2 separate regions of the Homo sapiens genome follow, and region 2 is linked to region 1. A link is an interaction called in ENCODE POLR2A ChIA-PET data of the cell type or tissue named here. Cell type or tissue: MCF 10A. All regions are shown on one strand. Each heading gives the region's core, and the rest is flanking DNA. Links, peaks and the distances in the headings are about the cores only.

The links. Peaks named below come from ENCODE experiments on the same cell type or tissue, not always from the same donor. Only the 100,000 strongest peaks of a DNase experiment are listed, where the experiment ranks them.
Region 2: POLR2A ChIA-PET joins it to region 1 with 6 read pairs; 3 of 35 experiments call an interaction of 5 or more read pairs at or near these places.

What each region holds. Positions count from the first base shown.
Region 1 is chr2:12,296,805-12,303,830 of GRCh38, reverse strand. The region is part of intron 3 of MIR3681HG (MIR3681 host gene); the gene reads right to left. Among named protein-coding and RNA genes, the nearest start is that of MIR3681, 100 kb to the right of the region's middle. In MCF 10A, for the core only: no CTCF peak of the experiment used is centred there; a DNase peak (open chromatin) is centred at 3,610.
Region 2 is chr2:12,369,518-12,376,543 of GRCh38, reverse strand. The region is part of intron 4 of MIR3681HG (MIR3681 host gene); the gene reads right to left. Among named protein-coding and RNA genes, the nearest start is that of MIR3681, 170 kb to the right of the region's middle. In MCF 10A, for the core only: no CTCF peak of the experiment used is centred there; no DNase peak of the experiment used is centred there.

The DNA.
Region 1 (7,026 bases), core at 1,804-5,803:
AACAGTGCAATCAGTAAACTTTGTTCTCAATATTTTTAAGACAAGTAACTTCTCAAGGGCAAATGCAAGCACAGTGCCTGTTTGTATTTGTGTCCTCGGTCCCTGGTGCAGGGCTGGGCACAAAGTAGGCACTTTGCTGCACTGATGGAACTGCACATGACTGCGGGAATCCTGGCGTGACCTTGTGGGTGACCGTGGTTGTGGCTGTGGTATCCTCTCCTCTGCGGGGTGCATGCCCCTGCCCTGCATGCTTCTCTCCTCTCCCAACAAACCACAAAGCAAGAAGGCAGTAGGGGGTGACGCTGTGGCAGTACAGACACATGAAAGACCCTGGGATTGTTTGCTTTTGTCTAGTAAAACTTGACAACAGCTTCAATTTATTTATCTTGAAAACCCTCAAAGATAATACCAACAGTTCACAGGAGGGGAATTAGTCATAGGCACACATGGTTTCCCGATATTGCCCCAAGAAAAATACCCCCCTTCAAAGTTCTCTGGTTTCAGCATCACCTAATTTATGGAACATTAGTTCAAGACCTTGAAGTTCTGATTTCATCAGAGATTCTGCCACAAAAAACTGCTGGGCTGGTCATGCCTCACCAGTCCTTGGAGAACCCTTGAAAATTTCTCTGCATTTTCCTCTTATACATATGAGCGTTTCAAATATGCCTGCTGCCCTGTCCCCACTAGGATGGCATCTGCTATTATAAGGAAAGAAATGTTTGAACAAGAGAATTTATATTGGGTTGTTTTTCATAACTCTGGTCAGTATGCAGTAAATGGGAGTTCTTGAATGCATATATATTCAACTCATAATTAGAACCTAAGATACAAAACTTTTCTCTCCTTTGATAAAAGTTGACTGAGCGTCTATTAGGTGCAGTCTCTGGGAATATAAATAAATAAATAAATAAATAAATAAATACAGCCCCTGGCCTCAGGGAGCAGAAATGACAGACAGTAGGAGCTATGACAGAGGTAATCCAGCACGTCTATTAGGTGAGCATCTATTAGGTGCAGGCCTTGGGAATATAAATAAATAAGTACAGCCCCTGGCCTCAGGGAGCAGAAATGACTGAGACAGTAGGAGCTACGGCAGAGGTAACCAGCATGTCTCAGTGCTTTGAGAAGGGATATGTGTCCAAAGGCCTTTCAAAAGACATGGGGTCTTAATTGTGTCTGAATGGGTGAAAGGAGTTGGCTAAGAGGATGGAGAAGGGAGAACACCTTGGTTCTATTATCCATAGGATAATTAACAATCTTATAGTCAAAAAGTTTTAGAACCGGGGTCCCAGCATTTCATCCACTAGGATGCCATGTCTGTGACAGGGCATGAATAAAACACAGGCATGCTGTCCCAAGCCTCACACATATGGAAAAGAGGGCAGCAGCCATGCCACTTGACCTTGGCAGTCCCCCATGAAAAGCTCACAGGTCCAGACACAGCCCACACCCACCGGAACTTAGTGCACTCCTCCAACTCTCAGGCCTGTGATGTGCTGTGTGGGTTGTTTATATGCACAGCTTCCCTTGGAGTTGTGCAGAGAACTTCCTGCCAGACTATATAAGACAGCCCTGCTGTCACTGGTTAATTTAACCATTTTGTTAAACAGATCCATCGCTTTTGGCTTGGTTGTCAGAGTTTGCGTTCTGGTGGCATCATTCATCTCACAAATCTCCATCAGGTATCAATACATGATAGCTACTCATTGGGGCGGTGGTGTCTTGATGACTGTAATCACACCTGTGCCCTTGGAAGCTTACCCTCGAGTATTCAGCCTACTCTAGACCTATGCATCTCCATAGACGTGGAAGCCTGGGAAGCGTGGTCAGTGCAGGCCTTCATGCTCTGCTCACATATAACCATATCCAGTTCCTTAGGCAGAAAGTCTTACCCTCTTCGATACATGACAGGCCCAGGAAGTGTGCATGCACAGGCACATGCTATCCCTTCTTCATTTATCTATTTTGGGTGTTTTTGTTTATTTAACATCTATGTCATAGCTTGGATAAGTCAAAGGTTGGATGATCCGAGTTTTCACTCTTGTGTCCTTCATTCATACCCTGCTGTTAGAATTCCTATTCCACTTGGAATAAAAAACAAAGTCCTTTCTAAGTCCATGGGGACCTCTATGACCTGGTCATACCTCTCTGGCCTGTCTCCTCCCACCCTTTTATTGGGCACTCTGCTCAGCCACTCACACCCCTAGATGTCCATCCACTGTGAGGCCAGGCGTCTTACATCCAGGCACCTAGCACATAGTAGGGATCCAAATATATGCTCTAGGGGAGGAAATGAATTAAGGGATTGTAGCTGTGAAGAGATTGCCTGTGATGTTGGGCGTTACTCAAGCTCTCCCACTCCCCGTGGGAGGCTGGGAGCATCAATTCTGTTAGCGAACTACCTCCTGTATTCTCAGCCATGGCTTCATCTTCTCTCTTTCACCCCAGAACGAATGCCCACTGTTTGGCATTGCTGGCCTACTCTCTCAATCCCCTCTTTTTGGAAAACCTCTACATGTTCTTCCATCCAGATGTGGGTGATAATTCTGCCATTCAACTACGGCAACCTAGCCCTGCCTGACCTCAGCAAGGCCGGCATCTGAGCTGTCTGCCTCCTAATACTGTAAAATAGGCCGAGTCACCCTCATATGACAATTGAGGAGCTAAAGTTCACAGCGAGTCAGGGACTTGCAGAAGTCCTACAGCTGGATTTAAACCCAAGCCTTTGTAACTCCAAAGCCGGCACTTGGCCCATTAAACCACCTTCATTCATGCATAAGTAAAGTTGGAAAGTTTCATTATTTCCCATCCAGAGGAAACTTTAAAACCTTCCTCCACCCCCAGCTCCACAACTCCACTGGCATCTCCACAGTGGCAAAGCTTTTGTGTGTGTGAATATAAACAAGCGGTAATGAATGGGAAACATACTGAACTACTGACCTTTCAAAGTTCTGGAATTCTATGAATTAAATCTTCTTTGTTTAAAAATTTGAACCTATTGTTTCCCCCTTGATCCCTGAGCAATATAGCTTCTCCAGAAGCAAGAGCAGGCCATCTGATTATAACAAATGTTAGAATATCTTTTCTGAGGTATAATTTTATCCAATAGGACATAGGGAGCCATTGAAGGTTTTTCAGTGGGACAGGCACATGACCATCTCTATATTTAGGAAACAGCAATGTAGAAGATGGGTCTGCAAGTTGGCACTGGTGCCAAGGAAACCACTGAGGCAAAACAAGAAACGAAGGAGAATTAAACAAATGCTGAAGAGGTATGGAGAGAGAGGAAGGAACATTGAGGAGGAATATTATTCCTCACCAGAATGCATGCTCCAAGAAAGCAGAAACATATCATACTTACTCACTGCTCTGTTTTTAGCACCCAGAACAATGTTTGGCAAATAGTCAATGCTCAAAGAATGTTTTAAATTTTGTAAACATTGTCATGGAGGACTGAAAGAATGTTGAGTGTTTTAGTAAGAAAGAGACGGCAGTCAGCACACCTAAGAATCATTTCAGGATCATGCCTGGGGACTGAGGGAAAAATTGGGGAGGAAAACCGAAAGGAAGTCATACACATGAAATAAACATCAAGTACTCTTCTGCAACTGCTCAAGGCATCCATTGTGACACCCTGGCAATCAGCGCTCCAGGAAGAGGCAGGCACAAACCTGCCTGGGAATTGTATAAGAACCTTCCAGCCATCCAGGTAGGTAATATCACAGCAGCCTCTGATCATTCCCACTTCTTTACTGTTGATAACCAGTTGCAAACATCTATTGATTAAACATCTGCATTATCTCTTGCATCTCCTTGCCATAGTTTGGATGTTTGACCCCCTACAATTCTCAGGTTGAAACTTGATCCCCAGTGTTAGAGGAGGCCTAATAGGAGGTGTTTGGATCATGGGAGTGGATCCCTCATTAATAGATTAATGCCCTTCCTGGTAAGAGTCATGAGTAAGTGCTTGCTCTATTCATTCCTACAAGAGCTGGTTGGGAAAAAAAAAAAAAAAAACAAAACAAAACGTAGAACCTCCCCTGTCTCTTTCTCTCTTGCTCTCTCTCTCTCTCTGTCTCACCTCTTCTCTTGCTTTGTGATGTCTGTACATACTAGTTCCCCTTCTTCCACCATGAGTGGAAACAGCCTGTGGCCCTCATCAGATGCAGATGCTGGTGCCATGCTTCTTGTAGTCTGCAGAACTGTGAGCCAAATAAACCTCTTTTTGTTATAAACTACCCAGCATCAGATATTCCTTTACAAGAACACAAAACAGACTAAGACATCCCTCCTCCCCATCTCCATTATCACTACCCTAGCTCACTCTTCATCACCCTCAGGGCTTTCAGCTGAACCATGGGCACTGTATCACTGAGCAATATAGCTTCTTCAGGAGCAAGAGCAGAACATCTGATTATAGCAGATGTTAGGATGTTTGCTTCTGAGATATGATTTTATCCAATAGGAAACAGGGAGCCATTGAATGTTTTCGAGTGGGACAGACACAGGATCATGTCTGTGCTTAAAAAATCAGCAATGTGGAAGATGGGTCTGCAAGTTGGCATTGCTGCCATGGGGACCACTGGGGCAAAAAAAAAGGAAATGAGCACTATAGTTCATTTGTCAGGGATGCCATCTCCCCGACACCATGTGCTCTAGACACTGCTCACCCTCAAAGTCACTAACAGATTATTCTTTACTTAAGTATAGTTATGATTACGGTGACCTCCTACTCAAAACTACTCTAGCCTTCCTTTTGCCTAGCAAATCTCCATTTCTTGACTTACCACCAAGACTCTTCCATATGTGTCCTCAATCGTGCCAGTCAGCCTCATTTCCCACCACCGATTTTCATACCCCATTTCCATCAAACCATTCTCACTCTAGTTTCTGTACATTTTCTCCCTGTTTCCTTAACTAGGAATACCATTCATCATATACTGCAGTTGCCATTTTTTTCTGCAAAGCATTCCCTCAGCCTTCTCTTTGACTCTTCAAGGGAACTTATTTGAAACCCTTTTATGATAACAATCACTTTCTGCCTTAGATTATGCTCATCTATGCACATATCTTATTTTTTCTAATAGACCCTGAGTCCTCAAAAACTAGGATTTGTATTATTTTTAACCCTCCAGAGGCCTAGTCCTTTATTTGACCTAATTTGTAATTCAGTAAAAGGAAATGAATAAATTAAGGACAGTCTGGTTTTAATTATTATATAAAAATAGGTCCAACAAAAACATCACTCTAGAGTCCATAGAAGTGGATGATCAGGACTTAAAAGCAGATCGCACACTGTTCTAGCTGGGAAAATATGCTGGAATAGTGAAACTACTATTTAAATGGAAAGTGTCTAATGGTTTTTGCCATGGAAGTTTGCATATTTATGTTAACTGCAAAGATAAAGAGAATACGAGCACATATGTGGTGGTGAATTGCTAGATTAAGAAATACAGAGACCATCCTTCAAGAAAACCATGAGGCTGGTGGGGGCTGATGAGACTCTTGACACTTTGTGAAAAACTTCCAAATAATGCAGTGTAGGCTGCAAGCACTGACATACAACTGATGTCTGATTCAGAAACAACAACTAATAATAAGATCTAAGAGTTAATGATTACTCTCTATGTGCTCAGAAACTTCTATGATTTATGCATGTCTAATTAGTACCTAATTTTCACCTTAAAATAATCCTATGAGTTGGATAAAATCTGAAACATAGAGAATCTCACTAACTTTCCCAAGATTGGTGGTCTTTCTATTTAATGTACCAATACTCTAAGTTGAATCCTTTCTTCATATTAGATTGAGAGAAATTTCCTTTTTCCCTTTGGAACTTAAGAAAGAGAATTATCACTGTCTAGTCCAGTGGTCCTCAAGTTGTAATTAATGGCCCCATAGAAAGGAGAAAAGGATTCTGAAACTCAAAGACACTGTATTATTGGACAGACCTAAGCACTGACGTAAACATCTCTATTTGTATTTTCTTTATTTTCCTTATAATTTGAACTTCTGACTGAGAGTTTATTGAAAGAAAATATCCTCCCACCTTAAAAAACTATTTCATTAGTTTCATCAAAACTATTTCATTATCTATTAGTAGATGCCTTACCTTTGTAAAGCTCCATTTGAAAAGCTATGTGCTGATAAACTGCTTATAATAGAGCCAAGAACACAAAACATGCTCTGTAAAGGTTAACTATAGATACAATTATCATCATCGTCTTCATTATTTCATTTGCTATGTCTCTCAGAATTCTTATTTGCATCCCCTGTGAGCTTAATATGACCATCTTCATGTAACAAATGTGAAAGCATAGCATTAAGGTGTTAATGATTTATTTATAAGGTCACAAAGCCAATAAGTAAAGGGATTAAACTTTCCATTGCTCTTAGGGTCAACATCAAGTTCTCAACAAGATGCACATGACCTCGTGCTGTCTGACTGTTCTCCATACCTTCAGCCTCAACTCACCCCGCTCTCTAGTATTCACTCCCCCACACCATCTGCACTCTGGTAATGGTGGGGAAAGTGCCTGCATGGCCATCTTTGAAGTTCCTCAGGTGTGCTCCTCTCCTCCCACCATAGCACCAACCACACACTTGTCCCTCCTCCTGTAACTGTTCCACAATCCACTCCTTTTCTCCTTGACCCAAGTCAAGTTGAATGACATCATACTTGACTCCAGTCCAAGCCAGGTCCCCTTCTTACACAGTCTCATAAAACTGGATACTTCTCCTTCCTAGTGCTTGTCTCAGTGTGTAATTACATGCTTATTATGTATGACTATTTGACTGATGTCTGAATTTTCCAATAGTTGATTATCTTCATGAAGACAGTGCTCATTATATCTCCAGATTCTTGGTACACATAGGCAGTAGAAATAATTGCTGAGCAAATATGTAAAGCCCATTGTTTTTCTCACATAGTTCTTTCTTCCCCACAACATTCCTACAATCTAAGGAAGGTTTCAGTTTCTACTTAAAGAGAAAAACTGGAGTTGGCCACTTAGCTTATTAGTA
Region 2 (7,026 bases), core at 1,837-5,836, 73 kb before region 1:
CTGCTACATCCCCCCAGCCAGTGTCATTGAACAACCTTGTACTCTCTTTCTTGTGACATTCCTGGAAACATTAGAATATTCACAGGCAGAGGACAACTCATGATGGGCAAGGCAGACAGAACAGTACTGAACAATTAGGGATTCGGGTCATAGTTCCCTTTCCCACCTTTTAATTTTGCTTAGCCCCTTAGCTTTTTAAGGAGATAATGCTTGGATTTGTAAATGCTGAAAAAGTGTTATTTGTATGATTTCTTTCTTCTGCTTTTGCACTCTGTAGCTCAAAGAACTACATTTTCACTGTGAGTTGAGTGACTTGAAATTGAAACTAAAATCAGAAGTTTGAGTGAAACACAGGAGCCATCTTTACAAAGCTCTTATTGTCTAAATCTGTCATAATTTGACACAAATAGACTAATTTTGGAAATGGATTATAACATGTTGAATTAAAAAAAACTATGTGTCCTTATTGTTATGTAGAAAACAGGGATAAAGAGGAGAAAAATGGAAAGAAAGTCAGCTCATAAGTTCTATTAGAGTTCACTAGAGAAACAGAACCAGCAGGAAATATATACATATATAATATTTATAAAAATATATATTATACATATGCTATATTATATATTTATAAATATATTACATATTACATGTTTATAAATGTATTATATCATATATAATATATTTATATATCATATATTCAGGTTTATAAATATATATTATATATTTATAAATATTTATATTTTATATATGTATATTATATAGTACGTATATTATATATTATATACTATATAATATATGTATATAATATATTATGAATCATACATATATTATATATCATACATATATTATATATCATACATATATAATATATATTTATAAATATATATTTTCTACTTCATATATATAGACACACAATATATGTGATATATGAAGAGGTTTTTATAAGTTATTTGCTCATGATATTATGGAGGCTGATTTGCCCTCTGGAAGCTGGAGACCCAAGAAAGCCAATGGTGTAGTTCACATGCCCAAGATTCAGAAAGCTGATATTATAGATTCCAGTTCCAGTTTGGGTCTAGAAACCTGAGAACCAAGAGCACTGGGGGCAGGAGAGGGTTAATGTCCCAACTCATGTAGTCAGATGGAGTGGATTTAACCTGCCTCTTCCTTTCCTTTTTGCTCTATTCAGGCCCTCAGTGGGTTGGGTGATGCCCACTCACATTGGGAGGAGGTCTGCTTCATTTGGTCCACTGGTCCCAATGCTCATCTCCTGAAACACCTTCACAGATGCACCCAGATACAATGTTCAATCAGCTATCTGGGCATTCCACGGCCAAGTCAAAGTTGACACATAAAATTAGCCATCACATAAATGTAGAATAATGCTTAGGAAAAAATCACTATTTTGCAACCCCTAAGATAATAATTAATTCAGGCAAGTATCATTGAGAGATACTAAAGTCACTCATAAAAAGTTGCTCGGAAATACAATAATCACATGATCTTGAAGTTTCATCTCATGTATTAATTAGTAATTATAAAAGGGAAAATGTATTTCTAAAATGAAGGTGCCAGGCTATCACCACTTAAGTGATCAAACCTAGTATTACCAATAAATATTACCAATAATGGGACGAATTGACAATATCTGCCTCTGATGTTAAAATAAAATTATATAACATTATCTTTGTAGTATCATTTCCAATTCTGCACATAGAAAATACTTTTTAAATATCCATAATGAGGAACATTCTGTAAAAAAAAAAAAAAAAATGACCGAGACTCTAACATTTTTAATACCACTTAAAATATTTCGATGATTCAAAAAACTTAACAGTCAATGCAATGTACAGAATTTGGTTGGATCCTGAATCAAGGGGACAAAAAACAGTTATAAAAGGGAGGTATCTTGGGGACAGTTGAAGATGTTTTAGTATAGACTGTATTACGACAGAAGTATTGACTTTTTGTTATTGTTTTCATATGTGCTAGTGATGTTGTGTCATTTGCAGGGCACCTGTTAAAGTACTTGGGGAAGACGTATCATCACTTTCTTCTTCTTCTTTTTTTTTTTTTTTTTTGTTGGTATCATCACTTTAAAATTCCTCCCCCCAAAAAGTTGATAAACAGATAAACCAATGACACAAAATTTTATCAACTGATAAAATAAGTAAAGAGCATATAGGTATTTGTTATTGGATCCCAACACCACATCTTTGTTTGTTGTTTATGATGCTTGGGATGAAACTCAGGAAACCCTATTTCTCCTTAGCCAGCTGTCCTCACATTAGGCTCCTGTGCTACGGTGGCAGAAGAGAGACTGAAGGCTGCAAGAGGGAGAAGCAAAGTGAAGCCTTCTGTCTACTTGCTGTTCCTGCAGCATCCCCCCAGCAATTCTTCAACCTAATAGGCAGTTGTTTCCCAGTAGCACTTGGTTCCAGTTTCCTTTCTCAAACATTCAAATCAAAGAACCGGACTCATTGCCATCTTCCAGCCTGCCTTTGCCCCGTCTTCGCAAGGAGCCTCCTCCAAGCCCCCAGCGTGTTAGCTCCAGCTGGGCAGCACCTGCTCTGCTTTTTGAAGTCTGGCTATAAACTCTGTGGACCCCTTTTCCGTGCATCTAGGTTTTAGTCCTCCAGTGTCTGTTGAACATATCTCCTATGCTGAATTCTTTCTGCTAAAATAATGAGTGTACCTCTGTTTTCCCGATCAGAGTCTCATGGGCACCATGCTTTCAATTTATCTGAAAATTTGAAGTTTCAACACATAAAAAAGTTGAGAAGAATTGACCGTGGTTTGGGATACTTAAAAAATAAAAAATAAAACAAATAAATAAAAATTCACCTATATGACCACCATCCATTGTCAGTGATTTTGTGAAATCTAGAGAAAATGTGGAAGTTTCAAAAATTTTGGAAGCACCAAAGTATAACATAATTTTTGAAAAGAGAAAAAGTAGAATCTGCCAATTCTAAGCAAGTGTTCAGAAGCCAACATTATTTAGGGCTCTTTCACTGAATTGCCACGGTAATGTTGATCATCAGCAGCGTTAGCAGCAATAGGTGTGCATAAGATTATTTTCCCTGAAACCTTCAATAGCTGCATGTTCCAGAGAGTAATATCCTGGACCATCTTCTCTCTAGTAAATTTTGTGAGTTGCTGACATTCTTCCTTTCTTTGCTGTGGTCCATCATGAGCAAAGAATACTTCCCCATCCCATTTATGCGGGCTTGTCCAGATAACTAGTTTTACAAATAATATATGGGAGAAAATGGCATGGTTTCTGTGATGAGCTGTGGCCTTAATAGACACTGAACATTCCCTCTCACTTATTCTGAGCATCTCCTGTCCACTATAGAAAATGTGTGTCCTGGATACCCAGTGGACCTATAAAGAGAGACATTTGGATCAGAAATGAACCCAAACCACAACTTGAAGCAGAGTCACTTAAGAAAACCTGACTCTTGAGCAAGAACAATATTATTATAAGGATACTGGCTATAATAAAATCTTTAAAATGTGACACTATTTTGAAACTTTACAGAAACCAACTAGGAAACCAAAATAGGAGATTGAATTTTAAAAAATGAAAACCTATGTAATATGCTGGAAAAAAATTGGTAAATCTGTCACCTGAAGCAACATAGATAGCAAGAAAAAAATACATACGCAACAGATTTGGGCAAGGAGTTTTTGAGGCAGAATGTTGATAGTGTGAACTGGTTCTTTCCACCTGCATTTGACTGTGTGCTTTGAGAAAGGGATGAGCTCAGAAATGAACTAATTAGTTTGCAAGCAGAAATGCAAAAGAATGTGGAGTTATCCAAAATGCTGGAGTTTAAAGAGGTTGAAAATGAAACTTTTTTTTAATCCTCTACAGTAAAGTTAAAAATTAAGAAAACCTTTGAGTTAGAAAGGCCACTAAGACTCAGTCTTGAGGCAAGCTTCAAACCAGAGTGTGGCTATCATACCACTTATCAAGATCCCTAAGAGCAATATACTCACGTAACAAACCTGCACTTGGACCCTATGTATCTAAAATAAAAACTGAAGTTATTAAAACAAGGCTGTGAAAAGATAAACTGTAAAAATATCCCTAAAAGGATTAAGGTAGTGCCAGGCAGATTCTTTCAGTGGAATAAGATGTTTCCTAGAAAGAAGACTAAGGGTGTGGCCTCAAATAACTTTAATTATACTCACAATAGAGATGAGTATATGGAGTAAAACCTGTATCTCAAAAAGATTTGTGCATGTGGTTTTTGTTAGATGAAGTTGATTAAAATCAATAACATGCAAGCATTCTAAAGAAAACCTAGCCACCACAGCACAATAACTCAACTGAGAAAGAACAAATAAACCAACAAAAACAACCAAAAAAAAAAAAAACCCATTGACTCCTCCAGAGAAATACAACACATTCATAAGCTACAATCAGGATTGCACCATTTTCAGTATCAAATCTAGTTAAAAAGTCTCTCCTTTGAGAAAACATATAAAGTTTATACTATATAATAATATGGTCCCTGAATCACAGAAAAGCTATTTTCCTACAGAAATTTTTCTTTCCAGATAATTAAAGAACCTCAAGTTTAATAACTTAAGTCAGAAAGGGGTCTATACTGTATATTTTACTCTAGCCCAGAATAGGTTGTTGTTTTGCTAAAGGATTCTATTCTCAGTGTTGTAGTCTCTAACACCAAGGCCAACAGAATCCAGGTGGTCTCAAAGATGCAATGCAATTGTCATTCATGACCATGATTTCCATACCTTCTAGTAGTTACTCATGACTAAAAGTCAAGAAAGATTTTACAGCCATCTGCATGATATGCCCAGAACAATTCCTTGCTCATCAGTTAACTCCAAGACTGTTCATTGCCCTCTACTTGAACTCCACTAAGAAGCACTATGTTCAGACTCTTCTCACTAGACCAGCTCTCTAGCATGACTTGAATCCCATATCCACGGGCTTAAGCCCAGGCTGTAGCTTTTTCTTAAATCTGCATCAAGATTTTCTGTAACCTCAAGGTGACATATAAGCTTCTACATCCATTGGGAGGTCAGGTAATCACTCTGTGATTCTCCCTGTGAGAATCTGCATCAAGACAAACCATAAGGGATCAACTTTGAGAAAGTGCATAAGTAAAGACTAAGTTTTACTACTAATATAGACCCTCAATAAAAAAGTAGCCATCAAAGAACAGCCCATGCCACCCAGATACAGCTAATATGGTACATAGAGCCAAAGTTCCACACTAGTCCAGAAGAGAAACGATTGTCTTGGCCATACTGGTTCAAATCCATCATAAAGAGGTTGCTATCTGAACCCTCTGTTTGGCCATTGCTACCTCACTGGGTATAGACAGGACTCTAACTGGAGGTCAACTCAGAAAGCAGATCCAACAATTTAACAAATTCAGTAATTTAAATTATTATTTTACATTAATAATACAACCTTTTACAGTAAAAAGGTTTTCAGATATTACTTTAGATTAACATTTCCCAAAACATGTACAATAGAATTCCATGAGACATTAAAAAAATCTTTTTAGGAGGAAGTTATCTCCAGCATTTGCAAACACATGAAGCCCTGCCCCCTCTACCTACTGTTTTCTATGAGCATCTTAAAGGGTTGTGTTCTGAAGAACATTCCTTTAGGAAATACCTACACTAAGTGAGCCACACCAGATAATTTGGGTCAAGATTCTTATGCCCAGTGAGGACAGGACATGATAATATGTTTCCCTGCCAGAGTCTGCCTTATTAAGGCTTAAGTGTGTAGGGGTGAAAAGAAAGGTTCCCTTTCACCCATCAAAGTTTCACTGAAAAATCAACTCATAAAAGGCAGAATAGTCAGAGAAATGACATACAATTTATTAACGTGTACACAGGGAGAGTCACGAGTGATTACCTGACCCCCCTCTCAATGGATGTAGAAGCTTATATGTCATCTTGAGGTTACAGAAAGAATAAAGGCCGAGAGTAGCCAAAAGCAAGTTATGGTGGTAAATCAGGTGATTGTCAAGAGAAGCTGTGGGAGGAGAGAAGAGGAGGCTTGGCTAACAAAGGTGGTCTTCTTATATAAATGAAACCTCACAGGTAGCAGTTGTCAGAGAGTATAGATGGGAAATATTTCTTTCAGTCCCTTAGAGGTATCAGATTCTCAGTTAATCTTTCCTAGATCTGGACAAGGGAAGGCCTGACAGCGTCAATGCAGATTCTCTATAGATGCAAATCTCTCCCACAAAAGACAGCTTTGCAAGCCTACTTCTGTTTGCTGGCTCTCTGAACAGCCAACTCAAAATGTGTCAAAAACATATATTTTGCCGTAAAATATTTTTATTTGCTTCAGTGCATTTTTCAGGGGTGGGAGAGGGTAACACCTTCACCCTCCATGCCCCTGCCACCCCACACACAATACACCCCAATGATGCTCCCCACGGTCTTTTATACAGCACTTGGCTCAGAGTCAAGGCTCCAAGAATTTCCGCTGAGCTGGATTAAAAGGATTTTAAGCTTAAAATTACTCTTAGGTAAAGAAATAAAAAAAATCACTTCTTGGGAATTTATGATATACTTGGAAATGTAAATATAGCATTTAATAATCAAGATAATTTTAATCTAAAGGAAAAGAAAATAAAAGGCAGTATGAATCTTTCTTGTAATTATGAATCTCTATGAGACTGAAAACAGTAAAGGTAGCAGGATTCAGAGACCATGGAAATTCTATCATTTCTGTTGCATCTCTCTGTGAACGCCACCTGAATACTGAGTGAACACAGCTTCTAGATTCCAAAACCTTATTCCAGCTCAGTCGTGTGAGTCCAGGCTAGATGGGAAGGTTGCACCATTTCTGAATACAAATGGGATTTGCTTTTTTTTCTGATATTTCTTCTTAGGCTGTATATATTTGGAGGAGAACTTGTGATATTTTGGTAGAGAAACATTTATACCAAAATCAGTTCTCGTCTTGTCACTTATCAAAGTCAAACCATGATTGTGGATGAGAGGGGAAAATAATACAGCCACAAG